2 separate regions of the Homo sapiens genome follow, and region 2 is linked to region 1. Evidence: chromatin contacts called from ENCODE Hi-C or POLR2A ChIA-PET data. All regions are on one chromosome and are shown on one strand. The core of a region is the stretch at or near the end of the contact, and the rest is flanking DNA. Distances in the headings are between cores, read along the strand shown.

Region 1 (5,480 bases), core at 1,778-4,277:
CACACCTGTAATCCCAACATTTTGGGAGGCCAAGGCAGGAGGATCACTTGAGCCCAGGAGTTTGAGACCAGCCTGGGCAACATGGCAAAATTCAGTCTCTATAGAAAAATACAAAAATTAGCCGGGTGTAGTGGCATGTGCCTGTAGTCCCAGTTACTTGGGAGGCTGAGGTAGAGGATGACTTGGGCCCAGGAGGTCAAGGCTGCAGTGAGATGTGATCCCGCCACTGCACTCCAGCCTGGGTAGCAGAGCAAGACTGTCTCAAAAAAGAAAGAAAGAGAGAGAGAGAGAGAGAGAAAGGAGAAAGAAAGAAAGAAAGAAAGAAAGAAAGAAAGAAAGAAAGAAAGAAAGAAAGAAAGAAAAAGAAAAATGGAGCAGATATTTATTGAAATCTGCTAAACGCCTTCTATCCTTTCTTCCTTAGGGCTGCCTTAGGATGAAGGTGTTTGAGTCTTCTTTTGACCACAAGGAAGCTAAAAGGCTCAGACAGATTTTGACACTTGCCTAGGGTCACACAACTAATAAGTGGCACAGCTCTCTCTCTAGACTACGCTGCCTCTTTCCAAAGATAAATAAGGCATAGAGAGCCCATGTTGATGGAGACATAAATAAGAAATCTTTTGAGCTATGGATTTGAGAGTGGGGAGCCCACTCTCAAGTTGGAACCTCACTGAGAGTCCCATGGGGGACAATGACGATGACTTGGTCTGTGTCTTCCCAGCCCCTAGCATGGGTGGTGCAAACACAGCATAGGGCTGACTCAGAGCATGTTCATGGACCTTTGTTTAGGGTGTTGAGGCTGGAGTCAGGGGGCCTGCGACCAAACTCTGACTCTGCCATGAACTTGCTGTGTGACCTTCAGCAAGTTGTTGGTTCCCTCTGTATGGAATCAGAGGGTTGGACTAGATGACCTCCTAATCCTACAGGTCTGACATTTCAAGAGAAGATAAAATTGGCAAATAGCCTTTATGTGATACAGCCCGAGGTGGGGCTTGGGTCGGAAATTGGATTTAGAGGATGCGTGTTGCACTTAAGGTCACGGCAGCTAGAAAAATTAAAAGCAATTCAAGGTGCGGCTGGGACTCACTGGCTCTCGCCGCAGGTGAATTCCTGCCTGGCTCACCTAGTGCTTGATGCCTCTGACCCTGGGGCTGGCTCAGGGGAGTGGTGGGTCAGAAGTGCCTAACCTCCCTTTCTGCCTGTTTCTCCTCCCAACTCCTCCACTGGCCCGAGCAGCTGGGCGGGGCCTGCCTGCTGGCCATCGGCATCTGGGTCATGGTGGACCCCACCGGCTTCCGGGAGATCGTGGCTGCCAATCCTCTGCTCCTCACGGGCGCCTACATCCTCCTGGCCATGGGGGGCCTGCTCTTTCTGCTCGGCTTCCTGGGCTGCTGCGGGGCCGTCCGTGAGAACAAGTGTCTGCTGCTATTTGTGAGTACCCCAGCCCCCACCCCATCCATGGGTGCTCTGAGGGGTGTCAGGGATTGGCTGCAGACTCCCAGGCCCTGCCTGGCTTCCATTCAGACCAGTGCTTCCCAAACTGGGGCGGGCTGTCAAAGCAGAAGGGATCATGGAGATGAGCACGTCTGACCCCACTCATTTGGTAGTCAATGGTCCTGAAACCCTGAGACATTCAGCAACTTGCCCAGAGTCCCATGGAGTTGGCAGCAGAGGGGATGATACAGACGCTAGGTCAGGGCCCCTGCAGTGCCTCAGGCTGCCTCTTCCCATGCCTTTGGGACCTGTTTTCTCCCTGGGGTAGCCCTTCCTCTCTCCCACTTCATTTTGCTGCTTTCCTGCAGTCAATCCAGGACCCTTGGCTTAACACACACCTAGTCTGTGTCCGCATGCCAGGAAACTCAGAATAAGGTTTGTGCCACATAGGTCCACCTCCAGGGGTGGGGCGGTCCCCAGCCTTTTCCATCTGCCTTGGTGGCCCCAGCTTCCAGAGCCTGCTTTTGCAGTGGGCCCGTGCCTGCAGTGGGTGAGCTGGCCCAGATGGCGGGGGCCTTGGCATCCAGGTCTGAACAACCAGGTTTCTCCAAGGCATGGTCAGCTGAGAGCACTGACATTGACCTTGATGTTTTTCCACTTGCTTGCTATTAAAAACTCTAATATATAACTCCTTAGTAACATCGCTAAGATGCCTAGTGGATGAGGCCTTCCCCTTGTAGATATGCAATTCTGAAACGGTATGATATGGCCTCTGAAGGTTTCTTATTCATCAAGTAAGTAGCCCTTGAACTCCTATCATGCGCATGTAGTTCACTGGGTGCTGAAGATATGTCGGGGACCAGGAGTGATGGTCCCTTCCCTCACAGACAGGCACAGGGGAGGCAGCCGAGCCGTGCGGATGAGCTGGGCAGTGGGCAGGCCTGGTTTGAGGGTACTCCCTGCTCCATCCCCTAAGGGTGTGCCTCCCATCTAGTTCCCCAACCTCCCAGAGCAGCCATGTCTTCTTGTTAAACGAGGGGGCCGACCAGCTCAGCTATAGATCACAGCCAAACCAGACAAGCAGTGGGTCTTCTCGTTCTCGAGTCTCCTGGATTCCCATGGGTGGTGGCGCTTGGGGCCTCCGCCTGCTTTCCTGTGCTGGGTGGATGGGTCTTCTCTAAGAGGTCCTGGACTTGGAGAACTTCTGGGCTGAGCCCAGTCCCGCTACAGGGTAAGTTAAAAACAGCCCTGTTTAGAGAAGCGTGGGTGTGTCTGGGTAAGCTTGCGGATGCTCCTCATGGGCGAATTCGTGGGCGGAGTTAAATGACAGGGAGAACTGGGCTGGTTGGCTGGGGGGCTCCCTTGCAAGGTTCTGTAGATAAGCCAGCACCAGCAGTGCTGGGAGGAGAGACCTGGCACCATACCTCCTCCCCAGACGAGAGCACACTGCACGGCCCCATTTGTGTCCCGGTGAGATGCTCCCCATCCAAAGGAAGTGAAGTCAGCTGCGAAATGAGTGACAAGGAGCCTTGGGCCTATTTGTCCTTCAACAGCGCAAACACTGCAGACTTCATTTGAAGAGAAACAAAGAAAAACTTTGAGCGCCCCCTGGTGGACAATTCTCTACAGCTTGTCACGGTGCTCGCAGAAGTCTTGGCTGGGGAGCCCGAGGGGACTTTAAAAGGAGCTTGGATATGGGTCCCAGAACAGACCCAGCCTCCCTTTCCCCCTCCTCACCTCGGCCCCCAGGGACTCATTCATTGTTAATGGGCTCGGCTCTGAAGCCAAGACAGGAAGCCAGGCTGGTGTTCTTGGCTGGGAGCAGGCTGGAGCGGCTCTAGTCTCCTCCAGTAAGTGGCTGCCTGCAAACCTGCCAGCCGCCCCAGGACGTCCTCCCTCCCGTGCTATGCGAGGCAGGACTGAGGCCCAGGGGTAGGAGATGTGTCCACGATCCTCCCGAGAGAGGTGATCCTGGCTGCCAGGCTGGGGGCCCTTCGACAAGGCCTGATGGCAGATCCTTCCCCTTCCCCTCCCCACCCCCGCCTCTCTCCCTTTGTCCCCCTTCTTTCTGCCTATCTCTGTGTAGCTCCCTTTCCTCTCTGCCTCTGTCCTCCCCATCTCTGTCCTTTTTTTTTTCGAGACAGGGTCTCAGTCTGTGGCCCAAGCTGGTGTGCAGCAGTGTGATCTCAGCTCACTGCAGCCTCAACCTCCTAGCCTCAAGTGATCCTCCCACCTCAGCCCCCCGAGTAGCTGGGAACACAGGCACGTACTGTCACGCCCAGCTAATTTTTGTATTTTTTGTAGAAACAGGGTTTTACCATGTTGCTCAGGCTGGTCTTGAACTCCTGGGCTCAAATGATCCACCGCCTCGGCCTCTCAGAGTGTTGGGATTCCAGGCGGGCACCACACACTTGGCCTTGTCTTTCTCTTGATCTCTGTTTTTATTCCTACGCCCTTTCCTTGTCCCTGTCCTGATCTCTCCCTCCCCGTTTCCCTGTCTCTCTCTCCACTTCCCCTGCTTGCCCTCCCCTCTCTAGGGCCCCGCCCACACAAGCCTGAGGTCACAGTGTGGGTCAGAGGCAAAGGACGCTTGGATCAAGGTCTTCTGGCTCCCAGACCAGGGCTATCCACAGGCTCTGGATAGCCTGGAATGGACTCCAAAATTTACCTAAAATTATATGCAAAATGTTATGTTATGTCAGGTCCTGTGTATGTGTATTGTGTATACATGGATTGTGTGCATACTCATGTGTATGGGTACAGTGTGTATGTGCACGTGTGTTGTATGTGCATGTATGTTGTGTTCTATCGTGTGTGTTTGTGTGTACATGTGTGCATTGCTTTGTGCATATGTACACGTGCATGGGTGTTGTATGTGCATGGGTGTTATGCATGCATGGGTGTTATACGTGCATGGGCGTTACATGTGCATGGGTGTCATGTGTGCGTGGGTGCACATATATATGCATGTGCACATGTGCCTGTGTGTGCACATGTGTGTTGTGTGTGCATGTGTGTTGTGTGCATGGGGGTTGGGGGGGTTCTGTGAGTGTTTCCAGAGAAAGGCACCAAAGTTTCTGGAAGGTTTTCAAAAAGGTTTATGCCCTAAAAAATAAGAAAAACCACTTCTCCCTTCCCGGCTGAACCTGGACCTAACTGTGTGGTGGTTCCAACCGAAGAGGGCATGGAGCCTCACCCCTGGCAGCTTCTGGGATCCTTCTAGAAGCCTTTCACTGCTTTCTCAGCCTGTCAGAAAGGAGAGAAGGCTTGTCTTGAGAGGGGCCAAAAGAGTGACTTTAGTCAGCCCAGGAAACCTGGCTCAAAGGTTCACAAAGCAAGGAGGCCTTGAGATGGGGCTGACTGTCCCCTTCCCTCTGCTCTGAGACTGAAGTCCTACAGGACCTGGGGACAATCAGTCTAATGACCAGACCACCTAATGATCAATTTATCTATCTAAAGGTCCATTTCCCAAATACTCGTGTTGATCAGTATTACAGCACTCACATGCAATAGGACAATTTCAGCCTCCTATTGAAAATTTGTGGCATCCCTTTTTCTCATTTGCTTACCTTTGAGTATTTCAAGGATTTTTTTAAGCCAACTTATTTAAAAATTCTAATTTTAAAAATATTTTATAATGAAGGCAAGCTCAACTGGAAAAAAGAACAGCAAAAAGAGATGAGTATATTCAAAAAAGATAAATGAGCTGAATTGTACATGCAGTATGTAAATTTGGTAAATATTTATTAGAAATGGGAACTGTGAGCAGACATTGCCTATAAGCAGATGGGTTAGAAAAGCCTGGAAATGTTCCCAACTAGACAACATAGCAGTTTCCTCCCCTTTGCTAATTTTTCCATCCTAAGGAAAGTGATGCAAATTAGAGGATCAGGAATGGCTGACAAAGGTGTCCTTAGGCAAATGGGATGCAAACCCTGGGAAAGGCCTTGATGAGGGGAAGCCCCAGGAATGGCTGGGTCCAGGGGAATTCCCCAAAGGACTTTAACACTGGTAAACTGTCTTAAGCAGGAGGACATTTTCATGCT
Region 2 (5,480 bases), core at 985-3,484, 62 kb after region 1:
AAAACAGACAAGAGCTGTTTTACAGCTGTTGTCTTGTATTGAACAGTGCCTGGTGTACAGTAAATACCTGTTCAGTCACCGATACTGCATTTTGGATCCATGAACTTCCTTAAGCATCCCAACAAGTCATGAAATCAACACGGTGGCATTCTGCCTGGGCCCTGAATGGGAGGAGTCCCCAGGTCTAGCTGAACCCAAGCCCAGGTCTACTCTCCAGTTGCCCAAGTTGTATTTCTGCTCAAGACTGAATTAATCCCAATCTCACTGGATGTGAATTAAGCGCGGGACTTCGTATTCTGCTTGGACAATACCCATTACTGACTGGGGTTTCTCAGTGGGGGACTGAGCCAAGCAGGAGATGGGGTGGGGATGGGGGGACATGGTAGCTTTCCCTAGAGGAAGCCCAGCCTTGGCCTGGCCCAACTGGCCAAGGAGTGCTTTGCTGAGTTATGGGGGTTCAGTGCTCAAAGTTCCAGGGGAGTCTGGGCCCCCAAGATTCTCAGAATCATCTGCCCAATTATCCCCACCTGAGGTCTCAGCATCCCACTCTCTGCCCAGCAGGGTTCTTGGCTTTGGCTGAGATCTGGCCAAGCTATGCCCTCCTTCTCCTTCACAACCCTGTGACCCTCCTGCCCCCAATTCCATGCCGAGCCTGATATTCAGTACAGGATACCCTTTGGCTGCAGAAGGAGAGAGTGTCTTACAACAGCACTATGGGGATTTTGTTCTTCACTGCATGGCCTGAGTTAACAGTGGATCAACCTGAGCCTGCTGTTTTCTTCCTTTAAGGCTTCCAGAGCAGTTAGCCGCCAGCCAGCCTCACCATCCCTGTAAGGCCCATCGCCCCTGGATTGTTTAGATGCTAGTGCTTTCATCTGATCCCCCACCCCACCAACACCTGTACCTCTTCCCAGCCCAGCACAGGGACAGTCTTAATCACCGTAATACCAGGGTGGCCACCATCACACGTCCCACGACAACAGGGCCCTCATTGCACATCACCAAGTGACCCAGCTCCAGAATGCCCTCCTGTAGTGGCGTTCTCAGGGCTGCGACTCTCTTAGCTTAAGATCCCCCCAAAGTAGAACCCGATGCCAAGGCTTGTGTACAGGGAGTTTATTTTGGAAGTCATTCTAGGGACCAGAAATGAGGGACGAACAGGAGTGGGAAACAAGAGAGAGCAGAAGAGCCAAGATAACGGTGCATTATTAGGTCACTGCCGTGGGTGGCTGGGGCTCAGCCCTGCCAGGACCTTCCAAGCAGTGCACAGAGGGACCTTATGGGTCAGATGACGGCCTGGCAGAAGCATTCACCTGGTGGCGCCTGTGCACCCCAGATTGAGGCTGGCTCAGTGGAAGCAACTTCCCTCCACAAGTCCTCCGGCTGAGCCCGCTTCTGCCAACCTTGTGTTGGGGCGCTGCGGAAGCCCCTGGGCAGAAAATGAAAACTGCCTCATGCTGACAGGAGGCGAGGTGCTGGTGGTGCAAAGGGAGCTGAAGCCCGCCCGGAACTGCTTGCCACAGCATGGCTGGAAATAGAGTTGTAGCCGTGCACGCGGCAGGCGGCGTTCAGAAGGAATCTGGTGCATTCTCTCGTAGTTATGAAAACAGGCTCTGGAGCCAGGCTGTCTTGATTCCAATCCTTCTGCTGTGCTTCCTTTCCTTCCACTTACAGAAGGGGGAATACTAAGAAGAAAGTACTTTATAGGGTTGTTATGAAGTAAATGAGAAAATTCATGCAAGATGCTTGTAATAGTGCCTGGCACATAATAAATACTCAATTAAGAGGGGCTTCTAATATCCCCATTTTACAGTTGAGGAAACTAAGATACATATTTTTTGAGGGATGAGGAGAAAGGGGACAAAGAAAGGGAGGGAAGGATTTTGAGTAGATCCCGCTCAAACCTCCAGAGAAGCGGAGGCCCTGGCTCTCTCAGCGTTTCTATGTCCTCTTCCCCTATCACAGGAGAGGCCTAAGGATGGGCAGCAAAGGCTTTCTTCCCCAAACAGGCATTCAAGCTTCCTCTGCTCCAGCTACAGGGTCCGTGGGTTCCTTGTGATGTCACAGCTGGTTGCTATGGAGACCAGGTTGCTGTGAATGTCAGTCCGAGGCCCATTAGGAGCACAGTGAACAGCAGCCCAGGCGAGCCCAGGGAGGCAAGAAAATGAGGCTCCCCGTGAGGTCTAATAAACACCTCTCGCCACACCCCAAACACATAGACACGCAATAGAGCCCATAGGTCCTGAGTGAGTCCCCCTGGCCCACCCCATTCAGCTGAGATCTGACAACATATGTTTGGGGACAAACAGCCCCAGCAGCCAGGAGCAGGCCACATCATACATAGTCAGCATCAGCCATGGTCCCCTCCCACTCTCCTGGGGGAAAAAGGTGCTTTACAGGCAGCGTGGCATCCGAGCATCCCCATGGCGATGCTGAGGTCAGACCTCACTGTGGTGATCTCACGCTGGGGCCACCGGACTCAGGCCAGGCTGGGAGTAGGCTGTCTAGCCATTGCTGGCTGTCATTGTCACCAAGGGAAGGGGAGAAGCTGTGAAGAGTTGCTCTGGAAAAAACAAATCTGCTCATAGGACAATGGGTCTGGGTGAACCTATCCCGGCCCTCTTGGCTGCTGGGCCAGGGCCTGGTTTTTCACAGGGCACCATTGAGACCACAGGAAGTGGCTTCCTGCCTCTGAAGACAGCACACAACTGCCCTAGAAAGCGCTCTTGTCACCCCTGCTGTGAGTCCCCCAGTGGGTTGCTTTGAGAGCCTTTCCTTTTACTGTGTATGGGGAAAATCTTCTGGGGGGATTGGCAGAGGTGGGGGGAAGCACCCTATGCCCTTCTCTGGATCGCAGGGTATCCTCCCTCCATGCTCTGGCGAGGCACTGACCACCCCCTTCCCCAGGGCTGAGCCAGACTCCAGGCAGCCTCCAGCCACCCGTGCCTCCGGTTCACCCCTGCCTGCCTGCCCGCCTGCTGCTGTCCTCAGCCAAGCCCTTCTGCATTCCCCGGCTCGAGGCCCCACTGTACTACCTGCCTAGTTGGGACACTTTTGCAGGAGGGACTGTCGCCTTTCTTTTGCTGGACTTTTATTTTTTTGAGACAGAGTCTTGCTCTGTTGCCCAGGCTGGAGTGCAATTGCACAATCTCGGCTCATTGCAAGCTCCGCCTCCCAGGTTCAAGTGATTCTCCTGCCTCAGCCTCCCTAGTTGCTAAGACTACAGGTGCGTGTCCACTATATCTGGCTAATTTTTTCATTTGTTTTTTGTTTTTTGAGACAGAGTTTCACTCTTGTCACCCAGGCTGGAGTGCAGTGGTGCAATCTCGGCTCCCTGCAATCTCCGTCTCCCAGGTTCGAGCTATTCTCCTGCCTCAGCCTCCCGAGTAGCTAGGATTACAGGCGCCCACCACCACACCATGCTAATTTTGTATTTTTAGTAGAGATGGGGTTTCACCATGTTGGCCAGGCTGGTGTCAAACTCCTGACCTCAAGTGATCTGCCCGCCTCGGCCTCCAAAAGTGCTGGGATTACAGGCGTGAGCCACCGCGTCCCGCCTGGACTTTCTTAAGAAACAGTTACTCCCAACCTACAGCTTGACCTCATAGCTGGGCCCTTCATCCTGCTGATGGGCAGTGTAGGGAGACAGGAAACACAGAGGCGTCTGGGAGGCAAACCTCATTGCCACCCCTTTCTAGAGACGTGGCCTTGGGCAAGTCACGTCCCCTCTCTGAGACTCTTGTTTTCTCAGGGTCATTGTGAGGATTAGATGGCCCCGTAAGTGTTCACCCCTTTCTTCCCAATCCTGCATCTGGACCCCAGATGCCACCTCCCACGTCAGAGGCCCTGCATCCATGCTCTGCATCTCTGGCTGCCCTCACCACACATGTGTTGCTCTGCCCAGGCCCCTCAAGGCTGGTGGTGTTCTTACACCTTGCTTTTGCTGACTCAGTGGATGTGTCTAGGTACCACCAGTCCCGACCCCGTTCTGTAGGTCTCTTCTAGAAAGGAGAGCCACCAAGAGCCTATGCCCTGCTCTGTGTTAGGATCTGTGTCAGACATTTCACACCCATTATTCTAATGAACTCTCACCCCAAGCCCAGCACAGAGTGATCACTAGTCCCATTTTAGGGATGAAAAAATTGAGACAGAAGTAAAATGACCTGCCGGGCGCGGTGGTTCATGCCTGTAATCCAAGCATTTTGGGAGGCCAAGGTGGGTAGATCACGAGGTCAGGAGTTTAAGACCAGCCTGGCCAACATGGTGAAACCCCGTCTCTACTAAAAGTACAAAAATTAGCTGGGCATGGTGGCACATGCCTTGTAATCCCAGCTACTTGGGAGGCTGAGGCAGGAGAATTGCTTGAATGGGGACCCGGGGGGCGGGGGTTGCAGTGAGCCAAGATCGCGCCACTGCACTCCAGCCTGGGCTACAGAGGACAGGGAGACTCAGCCCGGAAAAAAAAAAAAAAAAAGTAAAATGGCCTGCCGAGGTCACATGGCAACTATAGCTACCATTGACCAAGCATTTTCTCCTTGTTGAGTTTTATGCTAAAATGCTTCACACTTATCATTTCACTATAAAGTAGGAAGTTAAGCGCCTGAACTCTGGAGCCAGCCTGCCTGGGTTTGAATCCTGCCTCTGCCTCTTACTAGCTGTGTGACCTTGAGCAAGTTATTTAATCTTTCTGTGCCTTGGAGTCCTTATCTGTAAAATAAGATAGCAACAATTCCTCCCTTATAAGGTTGTCATGAGGAAGAAATTAGGGATAAAGTGCTTAAAGTCATGTCTGGCACGAAGTAAATGCTATATAGTGTTTCTTTTTTTTTCTTTTCTTTTCTTTTAAAAAGGTGAGGAAAGCCTCACAACAGCTCTTAGGGTAGAGTACTACTGTTAGTTGCATGTTAGGGAGTAAACAGGCACAGAGAGATGAGTTCACATACTTGAGGTCACACAGCTTATACATGGCAGGGCTGGGATTAGAGCCCAGGGTTCATTGTATCAGGAGCTGTGCTGGTCCCATTTTGCCATCCACCCTGCAGGAGAGGACAGCAGGAGTCCTGCCAGAGGGTAAGGTCCATGGCAACTAAGAACCAGAAGGGAGTGCTGCCCCACCCACAGACCCCGGCTGGGGCTGGGTCGGGGCACAAGGACTCAGTGGCTGGTGGAGGAGGGAGAGAAAGGAGTAGCCGGCTGAGGCTCGCCAGGATCCTAGCAACCAAAATTCCTGCTCCAGCTGAGAAGGAAGCATGGCCGGGCTGAGCTGCCACAGAGCTAGGCTCTGGGTCACCACCAAAGCCCCATGCTTCTTGCCTAGATTGAGCTTGAGCCCTTGTAAATCCTTGCATTTATCAATAGTACATTCCATGAATGGGGTTCTTATTTCCAACTCTGTGACCTTAGGCAAGCAGCTTGACCTTGCTGGACCATGTGTCATGAGGTTGTTATGGGGCATGAGTGAGTTAGCGGATGGGAATATA

The links. Hi-C counts contacts between places; a loop is a spot of excess contacts on that map. ChIA-PET counts read pairs that join two places held with the same protein, here RNA polymerase II (POLR2A).
Region 2: a map of posterior vena cava shows a loop between it and region 1 (4-fold over the local background). The contact joins the promoter of LINC02685 here to the enhancer-like site in region 1. A Hi-C loop is called at or near these places in 2 of 168 maps with a recorded cell type or tissue (GM23248 and posterior vena cava). POLR2A ChIA-PET finds 5 or more read pairs at or near these places in 1 of 52 experiments (WTC11).

The regions. Positions count from the first base shown.
Region 1 is chr11:44,908,469-44,913,948 of GRCh38, forward strand. TSPAN18 (tetraspanin 18) reads left to right here. Exons shown (of 10, transcript NM_130783.5): 5 at 1,237-1,431. Among named protein-coding and RNA genes, the nearest start is that of TP53I11, 40 kb to the right of the region's middle. RefSeq lists an enhancer at 2,539-3,395. Within about 2 kb of position 3,028, at least 4 of the 41 ENCODE cell types and tissues checked have a DNase peak (open chromatin) inside an H3K27ac peak, as active enhancers do.
Region 2 is chr11:44,971,668-44,977,147 of GRCh38, forward strand. LINC02685 (long intergenic non-protein coding RNA 2685) reads left to right here and starts at 2,235. Exons shown (of 4, transcript NR_026681.1): 1 at 2,235-2,740; 2 at 3,129-3,226. It overlaps LOC105376649 (a long non-coding RNA gene), which reads right to left and starts at 2,733. Exons shown (of 2, transcript XR_931236.3): 1 at 1,905-2,733; 2 at 1,102-1,685. RefSeq lists enhancers at 2,809-3,454, 4,683-5,480.